2 separate regions of the Homo sapiens genome follow, and region 1 is linked to region 2. The links are chromatin loops, found by intact Hi-C in ENCODE. Cell type or tissue: B cell. All regions are shown on one strand.

What was found. Hi-C counts contacts between places; a loop is a spot of excess contacts. Peaks named below come from ENCODE experiments on the same cell type or tissue, not always from the same donor. Only the 100,000 strongest peaks of a DNase experiment are listed, where the experiment ranks them.
Region 1: a loop joins it to region 2, with 10 times the contacts of the local background. A loop is called at or near these places in 1 of 110 quality-filtered maps.

The regions. Positions count from the first base shown.
Region 1 is chr6:52,302,485-52,310,484 of GRCh38, forward strand. LOC124901329 (a long non-coding RNA gene) reads right to left here and starts at 5,846. Exons shown (of 2, transcript XR_007059609.1): 1 at 5,662-5,846. RefSeq lists silencers at 1,707-2,001, 7,809-7,878 and an enhancer at 3,657-3,726. In B cell, a CTCF peak has its summit at 7,889; DNase peaks (open chromatin) are centred at 2,687, 3,627, 4,797, 5,587 and 1 weaker place; H3K4me3 peaks cover 2,909 bases; H3K27ac peaks cover 6,400 bases.
Region 2 is chr6:52,493,921-52,501,920 of GRCh38, forward strand. It overlaps EFHC1 (EF-hand domain containing 1), which reads left to right. Exons shown (of 11, transcript NM_018100.4): 11 at 1-3,278. TRAM2 (translocation associated membrane protein 2) reads right to left here. Exons shown (of 11, transcript NM_012288.4): 11 at 3,488-8,000. Among named protein-coding and RNA genes, the nearest start is that of EFHC1, 78 kb to the left of the region's middle. RefSeq lists a silencer at 3,894-4,095 and an enhancer at 5,179-5,228. In B cell, no CTCF peak of the experiment used is centred here; DNase peaks (open chromatin) are centred at 2,951, 3,961 and 4,761; H3K4me3 peaks cover 1,008 bases; H3K27ac peaks cover 5,123 bases.

The DNA of each region.
Region 1 (8,000 bases), 190 kb before region 2:
ATTTAATTAGCCATGGGTAGTGGCACATGCCTGTGATCCCAGCTACAGCTACTTGGGAGGCTGAGGCAGGAGAATCACTTGAGCCCAGGAATTCAAGTTTACAGTGAGCTATGATCGCACCACTGCACTCTAGCCTGGGCAACAGACAAAGACCTTGTCTTAAAAAAAAAAAAAAGAAACACAATTCATTTAAGGATCTTTTAATTAAAATCCTACATTTATTTTCCTTTTGTTCACTTTGTTATCTATCCATTTCCTTTATTAAATTTTTAAATTTCTTCTAACAGAAAAAGTATTGATGCCAGTTCCAATAGTTACTTTCCTGCCCTTTGGGGCAGGACAGTTCGATATGTGTACCTCCAGAAGCCCCAGCACACATTAGGAAGCCATCTTTGGTCCAGAACTTCTCTATCTGTGCTATCTTTCAGCACCTCCTCAAAGTCAGGCTGGTTTTCCAGGCGATAGCACAGATGGCATCCACAACCTCATAGAAGGCATGCTCAGCAATAGATCTGTCTACCCCAAGGAACTTAGCAGCAAGACACAGAGGCACCAGGGAGGCCAGCAATGCAACCCAGTAGCTACTTTCTGAGACACAGACAGAGGCAATTTTATGTGGATGGTTTTCCTTTGAAGATGTGTGGCCAGCTTTTCAAAGATAAAGTAAAATGTCTCCTTAGACATCAGGAAGGTTTGCCTCCAACTGTCGGGGATGTCTGCCCACTCAGAGGTCCTGCTGAAGATGGGACAATGTGGAGAGAGCTCTGGTCCTGTGGGCTCTAAGAGATCAAGCATCTGGCTCTATGAACAGAGAACAGATGACCTGCTTTGGTTCTCCAATATTGATTCAGTTTGACCTGCATGGTCTGGGCCAGGGAAGCCACCTGCTCAGCCTCTTCACTCTCAGCCACAAGCACAGCAGCAATGGCTCTCCTTTGCAGGACAGCTTGTGCAAGATGTTGCAGTCCCCCCTGAGCTTGATGCTGAAAGCATGCTTTGAGGGTGGTGGAGGCCTTTGAGTTGAGTTGGGTACAGTGATGTGTGAGTGTGTGTGACTTTCCTAATAAAAGTCAATGAAATTTTCCCCCAGGTAACCGTGGAAGCTCAGGGTTGAGTTAGTTGATGAATATCAGGCCTTCCATTATGAAGTGAATGCAGGTATGAATGAAATTATATCTGTGTAACCACACATCAGTATCTTCCCTCCATGTTCTTACAGAATCAGTCAGCAATACAAGAGCCAAAGTAAAACAGCTCAGAGAAAATAAGACTCATTCTTAGTGTGGATATCATTCTTTTCCTCACACAGACTTCCTCTCCTTAATGACCCCTTCCTTCTAAAGGACTTTTCATTTTTCCTGGCCTTCTTGTAGCAGGACGAGCCACAGACAGAGCTCCTCAGACACGGAATTAAAGAAGGAAGGAATTTATTCGGCTGGGAGCATTGGCAAGACTCCTGTCTCAAGAGCCAAGCTCCCCAAGTGAGCAATTCCTGTCCCTTTTAAGGGCTCACAACTCTAAAGGGGTCCACATGAGAGGGTTCTGATGGATTGAGCAAGCAGCGGGTATGTGACTGGGGGCTGCATGCACCAGTAATCAGAACGAGACAGAACAGGACAGGGATTTTTACAATGCTCTTCCATACAATGTCTGGAATCTATAGATAACATAACCAGTTAGGTCAGGGGTTGATCTTTAACTACCAGGCCCAGGACGCGGCGCCGGGCTGTCTGCCTGTGGATTTCATTTCTGCCTTTTAGTTTTTACTTCTTCTTTTGTTGGAGGCAGAAATTGGGCATAAGACAATATGAGGGGTGGTCTCCTCCCTTATTCTGACTCTCTTCACCAAGCAAACACATTGGCAAAATTCTACAGAAGTCTCTCCCACACACTAAAATCAAGGAGTGCCCTGAAAAACCAAAATAAGGGCCGGGCACAGTGGCTCATGCCTGTAATCCCAGCACTTTGGGAGGCCGAGGCGGGCGCATCACCTGAGGTCAGAAGTTGGAGACTAGCCTGACCAACATGAAGAAACCCTGTCTCTACTAAAAATACAAAAATAAAAATAAAAAAAAAATTAGCCGGACGTGGCGGTGCATGCCCATAATCCCAGCTACTAGGGAGGGCTGAGGCAGGAGAATCCCTTGAACCCGGGAGGCAGAGGTTGCAGTGAGCCAAGATTGCATCATTGCACTCCAGCCTGGGCAACAGAGTGAGACTCCGTCTCAAAAATAAAAATTAAAAAAAAAAAAATTGGCAAAATTCTACAGGAAGTCCCTCCCACACACTAAATTCAAAGAGTGCCCTGACAAACCAAACTGCTTCACCAGTTTTACTTGCCCTGATCATCTAACGTCCCCCACAAGCAGGCACATGAAGATGGTTAGTTTTTTGTTTTGTTTTTGTTTTGTTTTAAGACAAAAAGCCAAGACCTTTTTCAATCTCGGGTTTCTGCCTTTTAGTTAAAAAATTCACTCTATATTTCAATCTATTATGAGGAAGGACCTGCTTGACAGGAGTGAAAAAAAAATCAATTATTCCTTAAAGTTTTCAGAAAGAAAAACCACATGGAAGAATAGACTTTAACATTAGCATTGGATATTTCTAGATCTCAGCGCTCTCACATTGCCAAGTCACTTGGAATGTCTAATCAGCTGCCTAATGGAGGAACTGAGACTGCAAAGCATTCTTGACACACCACTGCAGTGCTTTCTCTTTCATACTGCAGTGCTTTCCTGCTGTTTCTTACTTAATGAAAATCTACTTCCATAATATCATGATGTGTTTTTTGAGCTGCTCTTTCTCTAAGAGCTGGTGTCCATCCTAGGTGGGGCTAGGAGTCAGAAGATGCATGCATATTCTAGCTCCAAAGGGTGTGTGACCTTAGGAAAGTTACCCTCCCTTTCTCTGTCCCAAGTGTTCTCCTTATAAAACAAGCATGTTGGACTCACCTAATCCTAACTAAGGCCTTTAGTTGCTGTAACATCTTAAAATTAATTCAAAAGACCAGATCTCACAGGATCTCTGCTAAGATGGCTATAACTTGTCGTCTTAGAGATTGTTTCTAAGGTAGTAAAATAAATACAACGTGGTAAATATTATGAACTCAGCAACGCATTCCACAAATATTTATTGAGCCCCTTTAATGTGCTAGGAATTATGACAGGCACAGGAGATGAAGTGAGACAGCCATTATAGATACTAAATCTCATGTTCGTTATCGGATCAGCAGCTTGGAAAAAGAATCAGTACTTTGTCATTTCTTTCTAGGTAGCTGTTTGTGACTGGAAAGTCTGTGCTTGTTATTGCTGGCAAATTCTTGACGTGGGCAGGACTGCATATTCTGGCACTTAGGACTTTAATGATTTCCATGAATCTTTTCATGTAGTAATTAAACATATTTCCTAAAATTCTATCTAGGTGGGAGTCACTGCCACCACCTTGAGACTTACTGTAGTCTCATTGTAATAGTATGCTTCCTGTCTACCTGTCTGAAAAATTACTCTATTACTGGACTTTTTGGCATCTTCCACTTGAAAATGACAACTTAGCCAACCGACAGTGATCAAGAGGAAATGAGAGTTTCTGTTCTCCTTTCTTTGCCTTATGATTTCTTTTGATGTAAGACATCATGATCCGACTTTAGCAATACCGCCTCTTCATCGGGCTCACAACTCTGTGCTACATGAATTCCTTTGCTTCCTCCTTAGTTATTAACTCAAGTTACCATCTTAGATGGCAGGCCTTTTCATAAAGCCACTTAAAGTCCCTCCAAGCAGTGCTAGACTGCTCTCACTGGACCCCACCAGGAGAGGTGGAGGTGGAGGGGAGCCTTAGGCTGATTCTTCCCCACCCCATTTTCTACCTAGGAGCAAGGCCTGCTGCTGCTTTCTATCTGTTCATTGGTTGAGACCTTTCCATCTGTTAATTGCTTGGAGAAAAGAGGAAGAAAAACAAGGGATCTTGGCCCCTGCCCTCCTCTTAAATCGCCATCCCCTACCCCCAACACCTTAAAAAAATGATAATAAAGTACATGAAGACAGTTTGAGAGCTTTAGGTTTCCCACTGAGGTTTGGAGCTTCTCTCATGGGAACCGGTCCCCAGGCTGCATTCACGAATTGCTCTCATCTCCATTCTCCCACAGGTTTGTTCTCCACCCGTACCCCCCACCTCGCCCGGCTATCTTACTCCCTGCGATTTCTATAGGAAAAAGTGTGTTCTTGGCAGGGCGTGGTGGCTCATGCCTGTAATCCCAACACTTTGGGAGGCCGAGGCGGGCGGATCACCTGAGGTCGGGAGTTCGAGACCAACCTGACCAACATGGAGAAACCCTGTCTCTACTAAAAATACAAAAAAGCCAGGTGTGGTGGTGCGTGCCTGTAATCCCAGCTGCTTGGGAGGCTGAGGCAGGAGAATCGCTTGAACCCGGGAGGCAGAGGTTGAGGTGAGCCGAGATCGCCACGGTACTCCAGCCTGGGCAACAAGAGCGAAACGCCGTCTTAAAAAAAAAAAAAAAGTGTGTTCTTAAACTGGAAAACCTCGGTATGTCAAGGCCTGCACTTCATGTGTCCGGGCCCAGATGAACTGAGGACTGACCTCAAATGCCTCGCTCACCTGGCTCCCAGCTCACCTGGGAGAAGCGTTTCTGTTCGCGGAACCTGAACTTCAGGTTCGGAGACGAGGAGGTGGCCGTCCCCCGTCCCGCCCCCAACCCGATGAGGGCGTTGTCAGCCAGGGGGCCTGCCAGGTGTTCACCCCTATCCCACGGACATCCTGCATTCCTGGCCGCTTGGCGCCCCACGGACCGATGGACAGACAGCACTGCAGCCACAGAGCGTCGCACAGTAGCCACCGCGCTGGCCCCGGGCCTCCGCTCACCTCCCTCCCTCTCCCGGCCTCCCCACTCTCACTCCTTCAGCTACCTTCCCCTAGCTTCCTCCAAGCCTCCTTCACTTTTTTAAGTAACTTCCTCCTCCTCCCCGTTTCTCTCCCTGCCCCTCCCCTCCCCTTCTTTCTATGATTTCCAGCTTAGAAAAGTTTCCAAAAGGGTCCAAGGAACTCCCATCTGCCCTTTTCCCGGATTCACCAATTGTTTCCTTTCTCTCCATATTCAGACACTTTTAATAACCTCAGGGATGGTCCCTCCCTCACTCCCCGGGACACCTGAAGGATCTCTCTGCGTCATCTGTTGTTGAGGGGCCTGCACTTCCAGACACAGAAAGTTGACTTTAGAGTTAAAGAATAGTAAACTGCATTTACAGCTCTTGGGAACTTTTTAAAAAGAAGAAGAAGAAGAAGAAAGTAAAAAGAATAGTCAATTGCAAATGTCCCCCAGAGGAGGTAACACATGACTGCAGGGTATCATTTTTGGATCTTAGATACCTGGGCTACCTTGCTGCTATTAACACCTAAAATGAATGAGTTTAGCAAACTTATTTCAAGCTGACTCTTAGCTGAAAGCATATCCTTGCAGCAAAGGAGTTGATCTGCAGGGATAGGTCAGGGGAAAGGAAGAGACCAGAGAAAGAAAGAAAAAAGTATCCAGTCTAAAAAACAAAAGTAAAACAACAGCAAACCATTAAAACCACATGTTCTGGCTTTCCACTTCCTGTCTTTGTAGTAAAGATTTCCCTGAGTGAATACAAAACAAAATTCACAGACCTGATATTCCTTGGTGTGGCAAGTTGGCTGCTAGAAGACTTTGACTGGTAGAGAAATAAATGCTTAAATCCGACCTGCAACAAGATTGTTCTGGCTTTGTCAGCAGGCTTCTTGACCTGTTGCTTCTAGAACCAGCTGTGTGGCCTCCAGAGTCCCTTCCTTCTCTGTGAGGAAGGATGTGGACTGAAAGACTATTGGCACCTGCAACACTGAATACTCACAGGGCAAGCTCATGGCTTGTGGACTCAATTCTGCCAGGGTAACTGTTTTGTTGTAATTTTTAAAATTAGTTGATAACATTAAATTTTAGGAGATTGCTTATAAAAATCTGGATTTCTGGCCGGGTGCGGTGGCTCATGCCTGTAATCCCAACACTTTGGGAGGCCGAGGCAGGTGGAAAACGAGCTCAGGAGTTTGAGACCAGCCTGGCCAAGATGGTGAAATCCCGTCTCTACTAAAAATACAAAAATCAGCCGGGCGCAGTGGCGGGCACCTGTAATCCCAGCTACTCAGGAGGCTGAGGCAGGAGAATCACTTGAACCTGGGAGGCGGAGGTTACAGTGAGCCAAGATCGCTCCACTGCACTCTATCCTGGGCGACAGAGCAAGACTCCGTCTCAAAAAAAAAAAAAAAATCTGGATTTCCAGCCTTTTGAAAAAAAATATGCTTTTTGTCAACACTGGGCCGATATTTCCCACGTATCAGCAAAAGACAGTTATTAGACACATAGACACAGTCCTTACCAAGCCAGATTCACACTTTGCTACCTGCCAGATCCCTCTAGGCATTTGGGAGTGAGGGGTTCTGCTCCTCCTCAGCTCTAACTCCGTGCTAGTGGGGGGAGAGACATAATAAACAAGTAAACAAATACATATGATTTTTTACAAAAATTATAATAAGTTCTATGAAAGAAATAAAGCAGGGAACTGAGGCAGAGGCAGCATTCTAGGATAGGTAGGATAGGTGATCAGGGAAGGCTTCCCTGTGGAGGTGACTTTTTTGTTTTGAGGCAGGGTCTTGCTCTGTCACCCAGGCTGGAGTGTGGTGGTACAATCATAGCTCACTGCAGCCTTGAACTCCTGGGTTCAAGCAATCCTCCCACCTGAACCTCCCAAGTAGCTAGGACTACAGGTGCATGCCATTGCACATGGCTAATTTTATATTTTTTTGTAGAGATGGGGTCTTGCTCTGTTGCCTAGGCTGGTCTCAAACTTCTGGCCTCAAGCAGTCCCCTACCACCACGTCCCAAAGTGTTGGGATTACAGGTGTGAGCCACCGTGCCCAGCCTGGAGGTGACCTTTAAGCTGAGATCTGAATAGTGAGACGGACCTGGACTAAGTGTATCTGGAGAAGAGTGCTCTATGCAGGAGGAACAGCAACTGCCTTAATATTGATGACTCTTTGTACCATTAGGGATGAGTATCTGAACACCTTCTAAGAGTTAGGTGGTATACTGCTTTTTGTTTTTTAGTTTTTTTGAGACGGAGTTTTGCTCTTGTTGCTCAGGCTGGAGTGCAGTGGCACGGTCTCGGCTCATTGTAACCTACACCTCCTGGGTTCAAGCGATTCTCCTGCCTCAGCTTCCCAAGTAGCTGGGACTACAGGCGCATGCCACCACGCCCAGCTAATTTTTTGTATTTTTAGTAGAGACGGGGTTTCACCGTGTTAGCGAGGATGGTCTTGATGTCCTGACCTCATGATCCACCCGCTTCAGCCTCCCAAAGTGCTGGTATTACAGGCATGAGCCACCGCGTCCGGCCTACTGTTTTTATATCTAAGTAGCATGGTCCATGATGGTCAAGGCCATTTATAATGGGGTTATGCATCTTACCTAACTGACCCAATGACTATGTCTATAATGTAGCAATCCTTTCCTTTAATAGAGCCGAGACCCTCTCCCCAATATCCAACATTCATCCCTGCCTCTGATTTTCTTTTTGCTCTTCTCTGACCTAAAATACTATTTCTCTCTTTTGTCCTTCAAGGTTTAAAGTTCTATCTCCCCCATTAAGAAAGATTATTCAGTTGGAGCTGTTTAGTACCTTGACTGTAATAGTGGATAGGTAACACTACATAAGTGATACAATTGTATAAAACTTAATACATACACACACACACACGAATACAAGTAAAACTGGGGAAATTGGAACAACATCAGTGAGTGTGTCAATGCCAATATCCTGATGGTACTATCATACTACAGTTTTACAAAATGTAACCACTAGGGACACTGAGCTAAGTGTACAGGGGAGCTCGCTGTATTACTTCTTTTTTTTTTTTTTTTTTTGAGACGAAGTCTTGCTCTGTTGCCAGGCTAGAGTGCAATGGCACAATGATCT
Region 2 (8,000 bases):
CCTTGGTGTTTCCTTCCCTAACGAGCTCAGCCACTTGTAACCAGCTTATTGAAAGGGCTGTGAATGTATTATGTTGATTCCTTTTCTGTTCCAGGTTATTATCTTGGGAATAACCCATGTTTTGTTTTGTTTTACCCTCAGTCGCTCATAACTATTTAAAACAGTATCTCTTTCAAGTACAGATGCTCCTCTACTTATGGGGCTATGTCTCAATAAACTCACGTAAGTAAAAAATATCACAAGTTGAAAACACATTTAATAACCCTGATAAGCCCATTGTAAAGTAGGCAAATAAGTTGGACCATTGAAAGTTGGGGACTATCTGTATTTTAGAAGTTTTTTCAGCTTAAAAATTACCAAGCTCTATCCTACTTGGCCCAGCTCAGTCCTTCCCCCAGGCTTAGAAGCCTGTGGTAAAGAGTGTGTGTATACTGGGGTGATGATAGTGGTTTCTTCTTACTCCCTTCTTTCTGTCTTCTGCTCCCTTTGTTCCTATTCAGCCATGCTGCTGTTTCTAGCCCATGTAGGCTCTGGGAAAGGTTAAGCGGGTAGAAACCAGAGAAAAAGGGCAAAGTCTTATTTCTGTGGCTAGTAATGTCGTAATGTGGGGCCAGGTCTGAGTGACATGTGCCGAAAGGCTGACTCTTTCTCCCAGAGCACCTTTTCTCTCTTTTTGGATTCAGGGGGTACATGTGCAGGTTTGTTACATGAGTATATTGCACCCAGGTAGTGAGCATAGTGCCCAGTAAGTAGTTTTTCCACACATACCCCCTCCTTCCCTTCCCACTCTGGTAGTCCCCAGTGTCTATTGTTCCCATCATTATGTCTATGTGTATTCAATGTTTAGCTCCCACTTAGAAGTAAGAACATGCAATATTTGGTTTCCTATTCCTGCATCAATTCACTTTAGGATAATGGCCTCCAGCTGCATCCATGTTGCTGCAGAATACATGATTTCATTTTTTATGGCTGCGTAGTATTCCATGGTGTAGATATACTTCATTTAAAAAATCTAATCCACCATTGATTGGCACCTAGGTTGATTCCATGTCCTTTGCTCAGAGCCCCGTTTTGGTGAGTTCTTAGAACTCTTTCCAACCGGAAACTGCCCAGTGCACCACTCTCAGATGGACGGGACCCAGTCTGTACCTGATCACCCCGGCTCTAATGGTATGGTCTCCAAGGCTCCTTCTGATCTTCCCAGGAGGCCCTTTCAGGCTGACACACCTTCCAGGGTGTGCACTCTCGCCATGTTCTCACCCAGATGGCTCTCTTGGCTGTGTAATTAGGCAGCTCAATCCCTTTCCTTTAGACTGTTTCAGGGGAGAACCAGGTACCCCAAATCTTATGCTCTCCAAACTCCAGGGGACAGACACATGTCAAACCCTGAGTCTTTTAAAGTATACCCTCACTTAGCTTGCAGACCCAAGGCACTCCAGCCCCTTTCAAGAAGCTTGCACTTTCTGATATTTTCTCCATCACTCTTGCCTCCTGTGGTAGAGGAGCTTTGGGCTACTCCTTAACAAATCATTCATGGATCGGCAGCAAATCTGCAACATATGGATATATTTGCCAATTTTTGTCCTCAGCTTTGGGTCTCAGCCAAAATGGAGATTTAGGAAAGTCTCATTTAGCATCCTCTAGCCTGCTTTTGGCTGTTTTGTTTTGTTTTTGTGTTTGTTTTTTAGAGACAGGGTCTTACTCTGTTGCCAGACTGGAATGCGGTGGTGTGACCATAGCTCACTGCAGCCTCAAACTCCTGGGCTCATGCAATCCTCCTGCCTCAGCCTTCTGAGTAGCTAGGCCTGTAGTCTCAGAGGGAACTGTCTTCAATAAAGTTGGCACTGTCCACATACACTCCTTAAGTTTGCTGTCCACTTCTTGCCTTGCATCTCCTTTTAAGTTTACTTAAGACTGAGAAGCTGAGATCTGACAGCACCAACACAAGGTATAAAAGAGATTTCATGAAAGACCAAAGCCAGCAGGCCATTTCTGTGGTGTCCAAACACTCGCTGCTCACCTGTTTATACAAAGCAGCAAGTATAGGAGCCACAAACGTCAGAGCAAATCACTTTTTCTACTAAAATCCTGAATGGCAGTGCAGCCATTAGATGTCACTAATTACCTTATGCTACAGTCATAGCTGGCATGCATCTGGAGTGTCAGGTTCAGGTGGTGGAAGGGAGCTGAGCATTACCCTGTAGCAAGCAATATTGTAGGAAGCAGAAATGATCATCACTTCAAACTGGCCACCAGGGAGTTGAAAGATTCTAATACACACACACACCCACACACACACACACACAAAGAGAGAATGAGAATTATTAAGATTAGCACTGGTAGCTGAAGCTATCAGGTCTAACTGAAGCATTTGACTAAGACTGCTTATAGTGCTTACGGCTTTGGGACTAATAAAAATCTGCCTTGCGGGTAAAGATGGGCTGTGAGTTAGCCACTACTCAGAAACCTGGGCCTGTACCTTGTCTGCACCATCAGGGGGCCTTGAAAATACCATCCAATTAAGGTGTATCAAATCCATATCTATAGGCTTTGAGGGTATTTGGGACACATAGGTAGAGAAGACGTCTCTAAATGTTGTCCAGAGAATCCACTTGGTTAAGTGACTCCTGAGTATCCTGCTGGCACATAAGTTCATTTTAAAAAGCCAATATGAGTGCTTTATATGTACCATGAACTTAGCATTCAGTATCTCTAAATCTCTCACCATGACTCCCCACAAAACATGAAACCCTTTTGACACAGATGCACAAAAAGACTCGGAAGGGTTAACTGCTTGAGTTCACCTAGCTTCTCATGGCAGAGCAGGACCCAACTCTACAATGAAGCTTGCCATGCATCAGAACCACTCACCTTCACCTCAAGCAAACATTTCCTCTTTCTCACACCCCATGGGTGTCCTTGACTAACTGCCACCTGTAACTGCACTCATCTTTTGAGATCTTTTTCCAAAGAAAGATGGTTCTGGTAAACACAGCAAGCAGCTACAGCCAACAGCAGCCATGTAAGTGACACCAGCAATCCCCACTATTACTAATACTTGGATGTCTTCTAGTCAGCACCAACATATTTGTTGGCCTTTACACAAACGAAACCCCATTTCCTCCAAGCTAAATAACATCATAGTATAGTAGGCATCAAGGATGATGTGCTTGTTTCTGGAGCTTCCTACCCACAAACCCCATGTTAAGAAAACCTCTTTTCCACTTTACTATTAAAGAGTCAAATAAAAATGATGCTTATTGCTATCCAGCACTTGACATAACTGACTCTCCATCCTTAATTCCCTAATTCATATCACAATGGACAAATACGGGTCAAAATATATAAGAAATGACTAATATAGTGAAAAATAATAGACATGAGGGCTAAAATTCATTGCAAACTCCTTTAAGCAAACGTAAACATCCACGTTAAAAGCATCACTGTATAAAAGCACGTCAAGGAAATAATTATGAGACAATTCTGATAATTTTCTGCCTTTTATTGTTATTTCAGAAAATATTTGATCATTTGTTCCAAAATGTACATTTAAAAAATCCATACAAAACTGTAATTTGTTTTAAAACCAGACAGAAACAGTGGAAAAATGATTTTGAAAAAAAGTTCACCAAAAGCAAAAAGACACCCCTCCCCCCAACCCTTTTTTACATGAAAGCATAAATACGGCAGGTACAAATTTTCCTTGAGTTCCTTGTTGAAATTTGGTCCATATGAACAGGCTAGAGTAGAAAACAGACACTTTGTCCACATTTGCATTATCAGTTGCTCAGGGCACCAGCAGCCTTAGTTCATCCTTCAGATGTTTTTTTAAACAGAGGAACCGAAAAATGAGGTTTACAGTCTCATCACATGAACACTCAAATCTGTACCCAAGGAAACAGCGGTATTATATTTACTGTCACAGCTAGACCCTATCAGGTGAACAGGGCTCTCCACCTGCGGCTGTTGCTTCGCAAAATATCCTTCCTCTCCACGTGAACAAGTAGCTCTAGAGTGCTTTTAGGCAGAGTGACGGTGATGTCATGGGCACCACGCCAATCTTATTCCTGGACAATGACTTAAGCCCCATCGTGAGAATGGTTTTTTCCTCTTCAACACATTTTTTAAAAATAGACCTCTAAGATGATGCTACATGTTCTAAAAGAGTGCCACAGAAACCCACCCAGGATCACAAGAATGACAACAAAAGGAAAGTGGCTATTTCTTGTGTAAGGGATGACGACTCCCCCTCCCATGGGTCCCATTTCTCCCCCAGTTGCAGGTGTTTTAAGGGACAGAAAGGCTGTGGAAAGGACCACTGGCTGGGAGAGTTATTGCACAACCCGGAAGAGTGAGAAAAACGTGGGCGGGCAAGGGGTAGGGGAGAGGGTTGCTGCGACTAAAACAAGGTAACACTGAATTAGGAGCTCGAACAGTTCTGCAACAGTCAGACATGTATGTGTTTATGTGTTAGCACTTGGAGACTGGGAAGTAAAAGTAAACACCTTTATCATATAAACTTTGGGCTGAATGGGAAGCAAAATAGACCAAAAGAGGTTACGGCAAGTGGGCCTTTTAAAAAAAATCTGGGGGTGGGGAAAATAACGGAGAAGGAGTTTGCTATGTGGGGCCAGAGGAGAGTTTTCGAAGTGGGGGCTGGAAGCTCTGGGCTTCTCTTAATAGGTATGCTTGTGGTTGGGCCACCTCACAGACTTCCACAGCCACCCAGCTGGGCCAGAAGAGAACTGACACAAGGGAGAAACCAAAAACAAAACAGAACACACCACAGACCCTAATCCTGGGCAGCGGGGTTAGAAACAAATGGGGTGAAACTGTCACAATCCGTGTCCCTTTTATATATAACTATACTGAGGTATGGTGTCCTTGGCTGCCGTCGAGCCCTGGCAACTGGGGGCTGGCCACGGAGTACAAGTTGAAAACCACACAGCAAAGTAAGGCACTTATTCTCACACACAGGCGCACGCACGCAATCTGCTTGGGACAAAAAGTCTACAGGGGTTGCCAAGCACGAAAGGCTACATGGAGACTGCAAATCCCAATGCTCGTCTTTATAGCTCTGCCACTCCAGGGAACTCCATAAAAGAATGAGGCAGCTTTCACTGGGGAGAACTGGTCTTCAGCCTTTGCAAGGTGGAGCTAACACTCATGTGAGTAGTGGGGTAGAGTGAGAAGTTGGTAAAGTCTTCCTCACTGGGACAACCTTGAGCTGGAGAGAGATCCTATTTAGGTTTTCCAGTCATCTGACAATGACCTAATCCTCCAATAATCCTGAAAATCCTCTCCTGAGAAAAGGAACCATAAGCTCGGAAGGCAGAGTGAGGGAGGAAGAGCACTCCATTGTCTTGACTCAAAAGCTTTCAGCACTCCCTCTGTTAGAGGAGAGAGCTTAGAACATCAAGAATTGAAGTTTGTGCACTTGTGCCATAGGCCCTTAAGCAAAAGAATTAGTTATGTGCAGACTTCCCTACCTCTCACACCAGGCCTAGAAAAACCAACTAGGAAGGCTGAAGCATACAAAGGAAACCCAAGCGAAGGCCTTTTCTAGGCACAAGGGGGTCGGCAACCCACTTCCAATTAAAGCATCCATGGAAGATAAGAATTTTGTTGTGGAATCCTGGGAGGAGATGCACTCTTTCACCCAACCTCTTATTAGCTGCTTAGAAAAAAGAAGGGGTACTGACAAAGGAGGTCCCAAAAGAGACCCCAGAAGCACACACCCACCCCAAGCTTCAGGGGTTCTTAGGGTCCCAGGGTTTCCGGTCAAGAGAAGGATCTGTGAACGTGGCCAGGGCAGAGGTGTCTATTGGGGTTTCTTAAATGTTGGGAAGTTATGCCTTGGGACATGAACAGACAAGTTTCTCAGCAACCATTTCGGTCTGGTGGCCCAGACACACATGGGATTAGAACTGACTCAAAAGGGAGGACAGCAGATCCCCCGCCGGCTCAGCCTGCTCCCCTCTCACCCAGAACCATCCCCTACCTTCAAAAGGAACACATGCAATTTATTAATAGTGCAGCTATCAGCGCCCGGATGGTAAAAATAACTCCCATCATCACTGCACCTCCAAGGAGGGGAGCGGGTAGCACAGATCCTTGGTCCACCAGCGCCACCTCCCTCTCCTCCTGCTGTGTCTGTTGGCTTCCCCACAAATGTAAGTTAGTTAGCCAGGGCTGTCGAGAGGCCACAGTTGCTGGGGTAGGTTTACGTCTTTTCTCCTGCTCTTGGTGCATGGTGCTGAGCTCTCAAGCTTGGAGGTGTCTGGCAGAGCCTTCACAAATGGCTTGGCACTTTGGGGCAGGAGAGAATGCATAAAACTGAAGAAAACAGCCAAAGTGGCCAAAATTAGAACAAGCTAGCCCAACACGCTCATAGGATGAAGTGGAATTATTTCAGCTCTGGCAACACAGTCTGTGTCAACCTGCCACAGACTTGGCTCTGCTGTGAAATAAACGTGCCAGGGAGGGTGGCAGGGGGAGGGGGGTGACAAAGTACCCTACAACTACCCTCTAACCACCCCCCCCAAACATCCCTGAAGCCCAGGCTGGCAAGATGCCAGCCCCACTCATGGTCTCAGGGTTTTTTTTTGTTTTTTTTTTTTTTTTTACATAAAATAAACCCTTAGCACACCCGTCCACTGGGAAGCAGAGCCTAAGCTGACCCCGGCCACTGGGCTGGTGGGACCACATCCAAGGCATGAAGTACTGGCAGCACGGGGAGCTTGCAAGAGACAGGGACATGAAGTTGTGGCGTCTCTGGCACGCAAGTGTCCTGGGACAGAGCAATGGAAACCTACAGGCATGAGAATGAGGGTTGCTTGATGGCAAGATTTCAGCTGCTCTGCTCACACTACCTCTCCAGCAACTGGCACAACGCAGGCACCTGGCACATCCCAGCATGCCATACATATCTGTTGAAGCCACAACTCAACAGTTTAACCTGGACTCACCTGAGAGAGGCCTCCTGCATGTGAAGCCCTGCCAATGACACAGCCTGGAGAGCACCTAGGATGGGTGTTCTCTAATGGGGGAGGAAGGTGGGCTTAGGAGGCTGCTGGCTGAACATGCGATTTGCAGTTATTAGGCAAGGTGGGGGGCCTGAACTCAATTATAGACTCTGTCAGGGCTGTTTGACTAAAGTGGCTAAGGGATCCCATATCAGGTCTGCTGTGTTGAAACCAAACTGCCCTTTTACCAACGTTTCTGCTGTGCAGCCCAGAGAAGTGTCAGGGAAGGAGAGGGAGAAATGGGGGAAATACATATTTTCAAAAACACTGTCTCACTTCCTAAGGGTAATCAAAAGCAACCACGGGTAGCTCTTCCCATTTCTGCAACCTTATCGTAGAGAGGGATGAAGGCCTCCAATGGCGTTAGGAAACAAATCCCTCAGTTACTGGGAAGCTAAAATTTATCTATGATGTAAGTGACTTGGAGAAGGGGAGTTGCCTTGATGAAAAGACCCATTTCCCCCCTTTTGAATCTAAATCCAAGGTTTGGTTTCTACTGTGATGTCAGAAAGATGACCAGTATTCCAAATGACACTACTATTCCTGCACCTACCAAGAACTACTCCCCTTTGCCTCAAAACAGAGTTCGGAGGTTCTTAATTGGGACTTTTGTTTTTTTAGACAGAATTTCGCTCTTGTTGTCCAGGCTGGAGTGCCATGGTACAATCTCCGCTCACTGCAACCTCCGCCTTCTAGGTTCAAGCGATTCTCCTGCCTCAGCCTCCCGAGTAGCTGGGATTACAGGTGCCTGCCACTACACCTAATTTTTTGTATTTTTAGTAGAGATGGGGTTTCACCATGTTGGCCAGGCTGGTCTTGAACTCCTAACCTCAGGTGATCTGCCCACCTCGACCTCCCAAAGTGCTGGGATAACAGGCGTAAGCTACTGCGTCCGGCCGTAATTAGGACCGGCTTTTTAAAGCTGAACGCCCCTTCTAAAAGTCCTCACAAGGCACCAAAAGGACTTGGAGGCCT